Linked DNA regions of Homo sapiens: region 1 is linked to region 2. A link is a loop called in an ENCODE intact Hi-C map of the cell type or tissue named here. Cell type or tissue: PC-3. All regions are shown on one strand. Each heading gives the region's core, and the rest is flanking DNA. Links, peaks and the distances in the headings are about the cores only. Region 1 overlaps IL15 (interleukin 15). Region 2 has its middle 220 kb from the start of IL15.

Region 1 (5,385 bases), core at 168-5,167, 210 kb after region 2:
ATATAGTAAACACACTATATTACTTTCCAAAATCTGAAAAATAATCTGAATTCCCAAACAGGGTTGGGACAGGGAGTGCTGGTGAGGCTGCAATTTGAAGTACATCAGTCAAGGATTACTTCATTGCAACAGGGATATTTGAGACAAACCCCAAAGCAGGTATGGGGAAGGGGGTGATATCTGAGAGAAAAGCATTCTAGGAAGAAGGAACAGCAAGGTAAAAGACTCTTAGACAAGAACATAGTAGTATGGTTGGTGAATAGAAAAGGTGCCAGTGTAACTGACTCAGTGAGCTAAGGGAAGAGTAGCAGATGGCAGACATCAGGGGTACAAATCACTTAAGAGACTTAATATCCACTGTAACAGAATTTGGCTTTTATTAGAGTGAGATGGGAGAACCATGTGGGGTTTGGAATAGAGGAGTAGCATAACCTGATTAATATTTTAACCGGATTACCCTTTGTGGTGGATAATCTCCAAAGACAGCTGCCATCAGTCAGTGCCTTCCCCCCATGAACATGCATGACACTCTACTAATCAAAAGGTGGAATCTATGTCGTCTCCCCTTCAATCTGGGTGGCCTTCTGACTTGCTTTTCCCAAAAGAATAAAACAAATGTTAAAGTCTGGAAATTCCATATCCAAGCCTTAAGTGATTACAGCTCCAACTTCCTCTCTTATAGAAGTTGGCCAAGTTGTGAAGAGTCTGACAACCCTGAAACTACCGTGCTGTGAGAAAGTCCAGTTTAGCCATGTGGAAAGACTAAGTGGAGGAGAACCAAGGAGCCCAGACAACAGCCAGAACTGAGGCTCTATATGTGTGACTTAATGTCTGAGCCATCTCAGACATCCCTTGACCATTGAGTCATACCATCTGAGGCCACATACATTGCAGTGTAGAGACAAGTCATTCTCTTTGTGTTTTGTCCTAATTCTTAGGCTTGAGAAAATAAAATGGTTCTTATTTTATACCACTAAGTGTTGGGGTAGTCTATTATATGGAAATTAGTAATTGACATTGAAACTACTATGAGACTGAGTGGTGGGAAGACACCTGGAGAGAGGCAAGGACCCTGTTAGTGAAGGCTAGAAATGCAGTGACGAAATAGTTCAACCTAAGACTTGCTAGATTGGAAAATAACACCTATTCTCATTCTTGCCTTTCCAGGCAGCAAAAGATTCTCCAAGAAATAAGTAGTTTCAGGGCAAAGATCAAATCCAGGCTCTACTATTACATGTGCTCTCAGGTTGGAGATCAAATCAGGTGTGTGGCATGGAGGCCCTTCATTAAGAACTCTGAAAGATTTAAAATGATGTCTCACAGACCTTGCCAACTAGTCAAAAGGCTTCTAAAAATGGTAAGGGTTTCTATGGCACCTTGACTTCCCAAAAAATTAAAGTGGAACTTGTCTCAAGGATTTTCTGGTTATGTCTTTTATCTAACGGAGTGAATGAATCTCAATAAAATTCATAGGAAGCCCCCCGAATTCTAAATATCATTGAACTTAAAAACAAAAAGCAGTTAAACAAAAGTGAGTATATAAAAGGTCTCTAAATTATTAACCCTCTAACATCAGAAAGCAGGCTACGCCACTGCAAAGAATAGCAAAAATTATTTCTCATAGAAAAGAAAGAAAGAATGAGAAAAGGAGCCCAAAGTGCAAAAGATGAAGTTAAGAGCCACAGAGGATCACTCCTAGGGAACAAATTTAAACCTTAATCCGGAACATGTATTGCTTCCAGAGCAAGAACTTGGGATATATGCCGGCTCTATTTAGACTTGCTATGGACTAGCAACTGTTATATGCCTTCTATTGTCTTGTTTTGAAATGGTATTTTTTTAAAGCAATTGTCCTATTTTTGTTTTACCATTGTATGTTGGGACAAGGGGAAGGTCACAGATAACCTATCTTTTTAGCTACAGGTTGCTGCACTCAAGAAACTACATCAGAGAAATATCATCCTCATCTGGAGATCCAGTTTAGAGACTTAAAGTCTGAGTTTGATGCCATAACGAGATAAGCTATGGGGGATCCTGAAAGTCAATAATTAGTTAAATGATACAACTACTTGAGGCCAACATTATGTAAAGTCCAAGTTAGTCATGTATAGGGGTCACATACGGAGAGATGGATGCTTGGCCAGCCATGAGCTTTCCAGCTATCCAAGCTGATGTTCTAGACATGTGAAGGAAGATGCTTTCTTGAATGTCTCATCTCCAGCAGCCTAGGAGGAGTCAAGCAGCCGAAAGTAGCCCAGATTACAAGATCACGATAAATAACAAATTATTGTTATTCAAGTCACTAAGTTCTGGGGGTGTTGTTTTGTTTTGTTCTTGTTTTATGGCTGTTGATCCTTTAGATGCAGGGACAGGTAACCAAAACACTGTGGCTGCTATGTTGAGAACAGGCTGGAGTGGAGATAAGGGGACAAGCAGCAGGCACTTTTGCAATAATACTGTGAGACATGATAGCAACTTGAACCCAGGTGACAGCACTGAAAAAAAGGGTGAGAAGAGATAGGATGTAGGGTATATTTTGAAGGCCTAGCTAAATAATTTGGTGGCAGATTCAACGTGGAATATGACATAAAGAGACGTTAAGGACAAACCCAAGATAGATTGATTGATTATCTATGGAACTAAGAGAATGAAATTGACATCAGGTAAGATGAGGAAGAAGGTGGAGCAAGCAGATATGGCAGTAAAGGCAGGAATCCAGTGAGTATTAGACATCCAATCAGAGATGGTTGAATAACAGCTAAATAGACTGCTAAATGAGTCTGGAGTTCAGGGGAGAGGTCATGGCTAGATTCACCCGTACATTTGTGAATCATCAATGTAAGAAGGGATTAAAAACCATGACACTAGATGAGATCACCAAGACAGAGAGTACAGATAGAGAACAGGCCTAAGGACTGAGCCCTCAGACAGCTATATTTACATGTTAGGGAAATTAGGAACTAGACAGAGACTGAAATTGTTGCTGGTAAGGTAAAAGGAGACTGAAATTGTTGCTGGTATGGTAAAAGGAAAATAAGGAGAAGGGGAGTGGCTTGGAAGCCACATGAAGAACTCTCAGGTCCTGCTGAAAGGGTACATAGGAAGGGACCCAATAACTAACTACTGGATTTAATAAAAGGGATGTTCGTGGTACCTTTGACAAGTGTATTTCTAGTGGAGCAGTGGAGATGACAGCCTGGCTGGTTCAGGAGAGAAAGGAGAGAGGAAAACTGGAAACAGAGAATATAGTTAAGGTTGTAAGTTTTCCTGTAAAATGTGGGCAGAAAAAAGCAGATATAGAAGTGAGCAGAAACATGAGGAGAAAAACATGAGTCTTTTTTAAAAATGGCAGAAGTTATAGCATGGCTACATGGTATTGGGAAAGACCCATAAGAGACAGAGAAAAAAATGGTGATGGAGAGAAAGAATGAATTACTAGAGTTATGTCCTTGAGCAGATAATGAGAATGAAACTACACTCCTGAATTAACTGTGATGAATTTCTAGCTGGTTTCCTTATCTCTAATTGTCTTTTCTTCAATAAATTCTACCTCAAACTAATTTCCCTAAAATACTATTTTTATTACAGTATTCCAACATTGTTTTGCTATATTACTTATGTTTCCTACCTCTTTTACAGTTGTTTGCTTAGCTGTCAAACACTTGAAAGATGATTGACTCATGCTGAAGTCAATACAAATAGACTCTGACCAACCCTCTGCTAAGCACATGGAGCACATTGCCCTTACTCAAAATGTAAGTGTAGAGTCAGACACATAAAAATGAGTTTACAGACATTAAAGCTGTTATAAGGGAATGTAGACAGCACCAAATGAATTCATGTAAGGGAGAAAATAATTCTGCCTGGGCAGTAGGTGGGGACAGAAAAAGTTATAGAGGGTTAACATTTTGAGCAGGACCCATGAAGGCTGACAAAGAATGGCAAGTGTGTCTGGACACTGAGGCAAGGTGACTGCAGCTGAGGCTAGAAGAGGAGACTGCACTGCAGAGGCTATCCAAGCCCTACTAGAGCTTATTTCGCACTAGTCCCCAGTGGGAAACCTCTACAGAAGCTAGCCCAGGCTCTTTACTGCTCCCCATCCTACTCCCTGTACTTTGCTTTAAGCACAGTAACCCATGGTAATCCAGAAGCCAAAGGGAGGGTGTGGGAAAGAAGGCTGAACTATATATCCCAACTGAACAACACGCACCTCTGGCATACCCTACAACTTTCCCAGGGCTTTGTGGACATAGACGGTTCTAAAGGAACCAATTTCAAGATCCGTTACTTCCATAGGAGCCCCTTTTACCAGAGATATGCCTGATGTGTGCCCAAAGCAGGCAGATTTCTGGCAAGTTCTCCTTCCTCACTTCCTCTTTCATAATTACCCTTCTCCCACTTTAGGAAAAAAATGCCTATCTCTCCCTATCCAGAATCTTAACATGTGCCTTGCCTCACCAGGGTGCCAAATAAAGGGGCAATTTGAAAAGTTGATATAAGAGACATCTTTAATCAAAGCATTGACATATCTAGTTGTATGATATATATTTCCAATATTGTTTTAGTTTTTTTTTCAAGAGCACGTTATTATTTATTATTATTATTATTATTCTCCAATACAGGTTTTGTTTTCAAAACTCCACAAAACGTAGCGATATTCACACTTTTCAACAAAAATAATTTACATTCAAAGCACTGATGCAAGAAATTTCCTTAGCACTTAGCACCTTTCTAAGTTTCTAGAAGCTCGAAAACCACATTGCGGCTTTTTTTTTTTTAAATTATACTTTAAGTTCTAGGGTACATGTGCACAACGTGCAGGTTTGTTACATATGTATACATGCGCCATGTTGGTGTGCTGCACCCATTAACTCGTCATTTACATTAGGTATATCTCCTAATGCTATCCCTCCCCCCTCCCCCCACCCCATGACAGGCCCCGGTGTGTGATGTTCCCCTTCCTGTGTCCAGGTGTTCTCATTGTTCAATTCCCACCTATGAGTGAGAACATGCGGTGTTTGGTTTTTTGTCCTTGCAATAGTTTGCTGAGAATGATGGTTTCCAGCTTCATCCACGTCCCTACAAAGGACATGAACTCATCCTTTTTTATGGCTGCATAGTATTCTATGGTGTATATGTGCCACATTTTCTTAATTCAGTCTAACATTGATGGACATTTGGGTTGGTTCCAAGTCTTTGCTATTGTGAATAGTGCTGCAATAAACATGTGTCTTTACAGCAGCATGATTTATAATCCTTTGGGTATATATGTTTTAGTTTTATGCTTAATAATCACTTATCAAAAATTAATGGTTCCTTTGATTAATTTTATAATGATAGTGTTTTAAATAACATAAGCTAGAATAATTTTCACAACGAAAATCC
Region 2 (5,385 bases), core at 260-5,259:
CTGTTTAGCTGTCTTATTTTGACACCATTCTAGCATGGAAAGATGTGAGCACCACCTACTGCCAGGTGAGGATAGAAGCACAGGTTCCACAATTACATGCATTGACACCTGAGGGTAGGAAGATTCCTCATTGCTGCAGGAAAAGGATGGAGTTGTAGCTCTCCAGTAGGCCTCCACTGAACATCGCCTTGTCTGGAAGGGATAGGAGTGCCTTTTAACTGCTTCCCACAGAGCCTCTGCTTACACCAGAATGGAGGGGTCTTATTAGCACTGGCGTTGATGGCAATCCTGATTCTCTATTTAACTTCCTCTGATATCACTCCAGTCAGGAGTGGGTGGAGGTCACCTTATGATGGATAGAAATTCTACATCCACAAGTAGTCACCACTGACATCAAGGGGAGGGAGATGGCTTATTATCTACCCAATAAGGATGAAAGTCCTGGCTTTCTAATTGGCCTTCTCTGACACCACAAGGGAGGAATTAGGTGCCTAGAAAATGTGGAAGTCTACTTTCCCCACCCTTACTGGTAAGTGTGGAGCCACAGTTCTTTTCTGTGGTAGATGGCTAGAATAAAGCATTTACCGTATAAAAGATTTTTGTCTTGCTAGGTTGTTCCTTTCCTGGTACTTTGGCTAGAAAAAATGGCCTTTTATGGGTCTCTTATTTTCTGTATCTGTTGGTGTTTGCCGATTGCCAGCTTCTTCAACTGAGATATATGAGGCAAAGAAAAAACCCAAGTAACTTACCAGAATGTTGTTCCTTGAATCCAGAGTTTGCTAGCTAGTCTGTCTTCTTTTTCTACCTTCAATGTCTTCTTATGTTTGTTTTATATGTAATGTCCAGAGTTTTTAGTTGAACTTAGTAGAAGAAATAGGAAAAAAAAGATGTCTACTCCATCTTTCCAGAAGCAGAAGTCCTTCTCCCTGATTTTAAAACCTCAATTTACCAAGAAGTTTAGCTACAAATTTTACATACAAAAAAGTTAAGTATTAGTCATTTGCTAATCTGGCCACTAAACATTTGAGTGCAGCTCTTTTCCCTTTTTCGTCATAAAGGCTTAACACCTCCTTACACAAAAGATCTTCCATTGATTTTTGGAGGTGTTTTTTAATATTAACATTATCAAAACTACAGAGGTTTTCATTTTGGCATCATAATTTTAACATTTCAATGAAGAAATAAAAATTTGCCCTTGTTTATTTAAAAGGCTGAATAATATTCCACTGTGTGGACATATCACACTTTGTTTATTCATTTATCTGTCAATAAACATTGCTAAAATAACTAAATAGGAGGCAATTCACCTGAGGCAGCTTCAGTGCCCTGAGATCCAATATAAGCAACCTAAATCTAACTTGAATGCCTTCCTTGTAACTAACTTAGAGAGAGATAAAATTTAAACTTAATCAATCAGAAACCACTAACTTCAAACTGCATAACTAGAAATTTCCACTGGGTAATCCAAATAAGGCAACTACATAACTGTAAACAATTATTTTCTTTGCTTTGCTTTCCCACTCACCTTATAAAACCCTGTCTTTGAAACCTTTCCTCCCCGACCAACTAGCACCACAATTGAGTGCTGTCCAATTCATAAATTGCTGTTTGCTCAAATAAACTTTTAAAATGATTAATGTGACAGTTTAAGTTTTAATATTTTGGTTATTTTCACATCTTGGCTATTATGAATAATGCTGCAATGAACATAAGAGTGCTAATATCTCTTCAAAAACCTGATTTCAATTCTAGTGAATTGAACCAGAAGTAGAATTGCTGGATCATATGGTAGTTCTATTTTTAATTTTTTGAGGAATCTCCATGCTGTTTTCCCTAGTGGCTGTACCATTTTGCATTCTCACCAACAGTGTATAAGGGTCCCAATTTCTCCATATCCTTGTGTACACATATTATTTACTCATTTTTTTGTCTTGTTTTGCTTTGGTTTTATTTATAATGGCCATTGTAGCATGTATGAGGTGATATCTCATTATGGTTTTGATTTACATTTCCCTAATGATTAGTGATGTTGAGCAACTTTTCACACACTTGTTGGCCATTTTTATGTTTTCTGTTGAGAAATGTCCATTCTCCTTAGCCCATTTTAAAGAGGTGTTTGTTTGTTTATTTATTTATTTATTTATTTATTTATTTATTTTACTATTGAGTTGTAGAATTTCCTTATGTACTTTGGATTATAACCTCTTATCAGACATATGGTTTGCAAATATTTTTCCCATTCTATTAGTTGCCCTTTCACTCTATTGATTGTTTATCTTGCTGTATAGAAGATTTTTAGTTTGATGTCATTTCACTTGTCTGTTTTTGTTTTTGTTGCCTATGCTTTTGGTGTCATATGCATAAAATCATCCCCAAGAACATTGCCGTGAAGTTTTTTTCCCCTGTGTTTCCTCTAGAACTTTTACAGTTTGGGACCTTACATGTAAGTCTTAAATCCACTTTGAGTTCTGTGATTTGCAACAATGCAGATGAACCTTGAAAATAGTATGCTAAGTGAAATAAACTAGTCACAGAAAGACAAACATTGTATGATTCCACATATATGATGTGTCCAAAATAGTCAAATTTATGAACTCAATGAAAGGGCGGTTGCCAGGGCCTGAGGGTAGAGAGAATGGGGTTGCTAATCAACAGGCATAAAGTTTAAGTCAGGCAAAATAATAAGCTCTAGAGATCTACTGTGCAACATTGTACCAACAATAATGTACTATACACTTAACAATTTCTTAAGAAGGGAGTAGATCTCATGTTGTGTTCTTAACACAATAAAATACAATGAAATGAAAATTAGCCTTGAGGAGGCCTCTTGTTTAAATTGGAAGGAACTGCACTGATAAGATGTTTTCTTGGGAAAACTCTTTACTAGAAAAGTAATGAAAAGACTGAGCTTTAGATCAAGATTTTTTAAGTCATGAGTCCAGCAAAACAACACGAATACCATGACAACAACTAAAACTGAGTTGTCTGAACAGATTATAATAAGGGTACTTTTAATATTTTGGCCTGGGTTCAGATAAAGGTATTTGGGGCTGTGGACTAAAAGCTGTTAAAAAAGAGGCCTGCCTGCCTGCATGCCTCCCTTCCCTTCCCTTCTCTTTCCTTCCCTTCCCTTCCCTTCCCTTCCTTCCTTTCTTCTTCTTTCTTTTTTCTGCTTTTTAGTAAGGATGAGTAGGACATAGACCACACCAGCAACTTCAGATTGAGAAAAGAGATCTACATAATATCACCCTCTAAGAACAGGTGTTGGGGTAAAATCAGGGAAATATCAGAGTTTATATCAAGTTTTAAGTTTCTCATGTAATGAGCTCTCCTGTTTTGTTGTTGTTGTTGTTTGGTTGTTACCATTGAGTCTTCAATGAGGTTTTCTTAAATACTTGAGCCGTGAGTGATGTTTGAGGAAATTAAAGGTCTGAGTTACTCCCCCGATGGGGTAAAGCTTTGCTGACAAAGGACAACTGCTAGAGTCGCAGCTCTGACATTCAGTGCTGATCACCAGGGAAGCCAGAAGAAGGACCCAGATGAAAAGGACTATGGGAAGAAGAAGTTGTGTTCTCTGCATTGCATTCTGTTATATGGGAAGGGTGAAAAGCAGCAGTCCCCTAAAGTCTAAAGAAAGTGACAGTTTTCAAGTTATATCTCCTTTTCTTTATAAAATATTTTAGCATCTTTGCAACTTGGACCGTATCTCATTTCTATTAACCAGCCATAGCAGCTTCCAGAAAACTACCAGCCCCTTTCAAAGGTCATGCCTGTCCTTTTCCCTATTGAATATTTAAGAGTGAAAAGAATTGTAATTGCAAATGGCCAACTATTTTTAAAGATTCAAGCTTTTCCTCTTCCTTCAACACCCCCACCAGCCCCAGCACAGAGTGAAGCTTATTCTCAATTAAGTTCTCCTGTGCCTTATCCAGCCTGGCACAGAGACAGGCAGGTTGGGGCAAAGATAGGGCTCCAGTGGCTGAGGGGCCTCTCAGGCCATGCTGTGTCTGACTCTCCCAGCCTAGCTGAGTCCACTGCACCTCTCTGCATTGCCCTGGGGAGAGAGAAGGGGGTGCAGGTTTCCAAATGGAGTGTGAAAATCAAGAGATACATGTATTTATATGCAGTGGCATCTTAAAAACAAACAATGACAGTATTTGTCTCAGTTTTAGTTTTCTACTATTCCCTTGATTTTTGAATTTCTGCTAAATATTTCTTACCTGTTAGCTTTCTATTAATCAGAACCTGGATTTGTGATTGCGCTTCTCTCTGAAATATGCTGGCCTGATTATACACTGGAATGATGAGAAAAGCAACTTCTAATCATTAGCAATGTAAGAAATTCCTGAAAAATATTCAGTGATCACCTGTGAAATGTGGATGGTGATACTAGTCCTTGAATACATGTAGAAAGTAACAAGCATAATATCAATTTCCTTGCAGGATGAAGCTATCTCACATATGATAAACCTTTCATTTCACAGGCATCATTCTCTGTTTTCTGGTGCAAGGAAAATCAAAGGTCCTCTCATTAGTTTATTAAACTTCAATTCAGTTCCTAGAGATTTAATGAAATAGCCAATGTCTAAATGCTAGATAAGCTACTCATTTTATAAAGTGTTTTCCTACAATATATTATTACATCCCTCCCCTGCTTTTTTTTGTTGTTGTTGTTCAAAACAAGGCAATAGATTAACCTCTCCTCCTTCCTTCTCTGACATCCAACTTGATCTTATTCTATATGCATTAACTGAAAGCTGTTTTTATTATTGAGAAATCCTATGGCAACGTGATATAGGTGTTGCAGATTACATGTCAATTGTGAATACTATGTAGTAACTGCCTCCATTTGTCTTGGTCAGTTTGGGCTGCTTTAACAAAGTACTATAGATTGGGTGGCTCATAAACAACAGAAATTTATTTTTCAGAGTTCAAGAGGCTAGAAGTAGGAGATCAGAGTGCCAGGTTAGGGCACTCTGATGGTAGGGCTTTGGTGAGGGCTTCTGGGTTGCAGACTGCTAACTTCTCATTGCATCCTCACATGATGGGAAGAGGACAAGCTAGCTCTCTGAGTTCTTTTTATAAGGGCTGTAATCCCTTCCATTCTTATAGCCTAATTACTTCCCAAAGGACCCACTATCGGGGGAACCAGCCCCCAATATTTCAGCATACGTTCTTTCTATTTTCCCTAAGTGTCGGTCAGTCTGAGAAATAAAGAGAAAGTGTACAAAGAGAGAAATTTTATAGCTGGGCCTCTGGGGATGCCATCACATATTGGTAGGACAATGATGGCGACCCTGAGCCACAAAACCAGTAAGTTTTTATTAGGGATTTTAGAAGGGGAAGGGATGTACGAACAGGGAGTATGTCACAAGGATCACATGC

The links. Hi-C counts contacts between places; a loop is a spot of excess contacts. Peaks named below come from ENCODE experiments on the same cell type or tissue, not always from the same donor. Only the 100,000 strongest peaks of a DNase experiment are listed, where the experiment ranks them.
Region 1: it touches region 2 in a loop (8-fold over the local background); 2 of 110 quality-filtered maps call a loop at or near these places.

Annotation. Positions count from the first base shown.
Region 1 is chr4:141,641,236-141,646,620 of GRCh38, reverse strand. All of the region lies in intron 1 of IL15 (interleukin 15), which reads right to left. Among named protein-coding and RNA genes, the nearest start is that of IL15, 7.3 kb to the right of the region's middle. In PC-3, for the core only: no CTCF peak of the experiment used is centred there; DNase peaks (open chromatin) are centred at 840, 2,900 and 3,710; H3K4me3 peaks cover 599 bases; H3K27ac peaks cover 2,323 bases.
Region 2 is chr4:141,855,857-141,861,241 of GRCh38, reverse strand. No RefSeq gene overlaps it. Among named protein-coding and RNA genes, the nearest start is that of IL15, 220 kb to the right of the region's middle. In PC-3, for the core only: no CTCF peak of the experiment used is centred there; a DNase peak (open chromatin) is centred at 2,591; H3K27ac peaks cover 1,184 bases.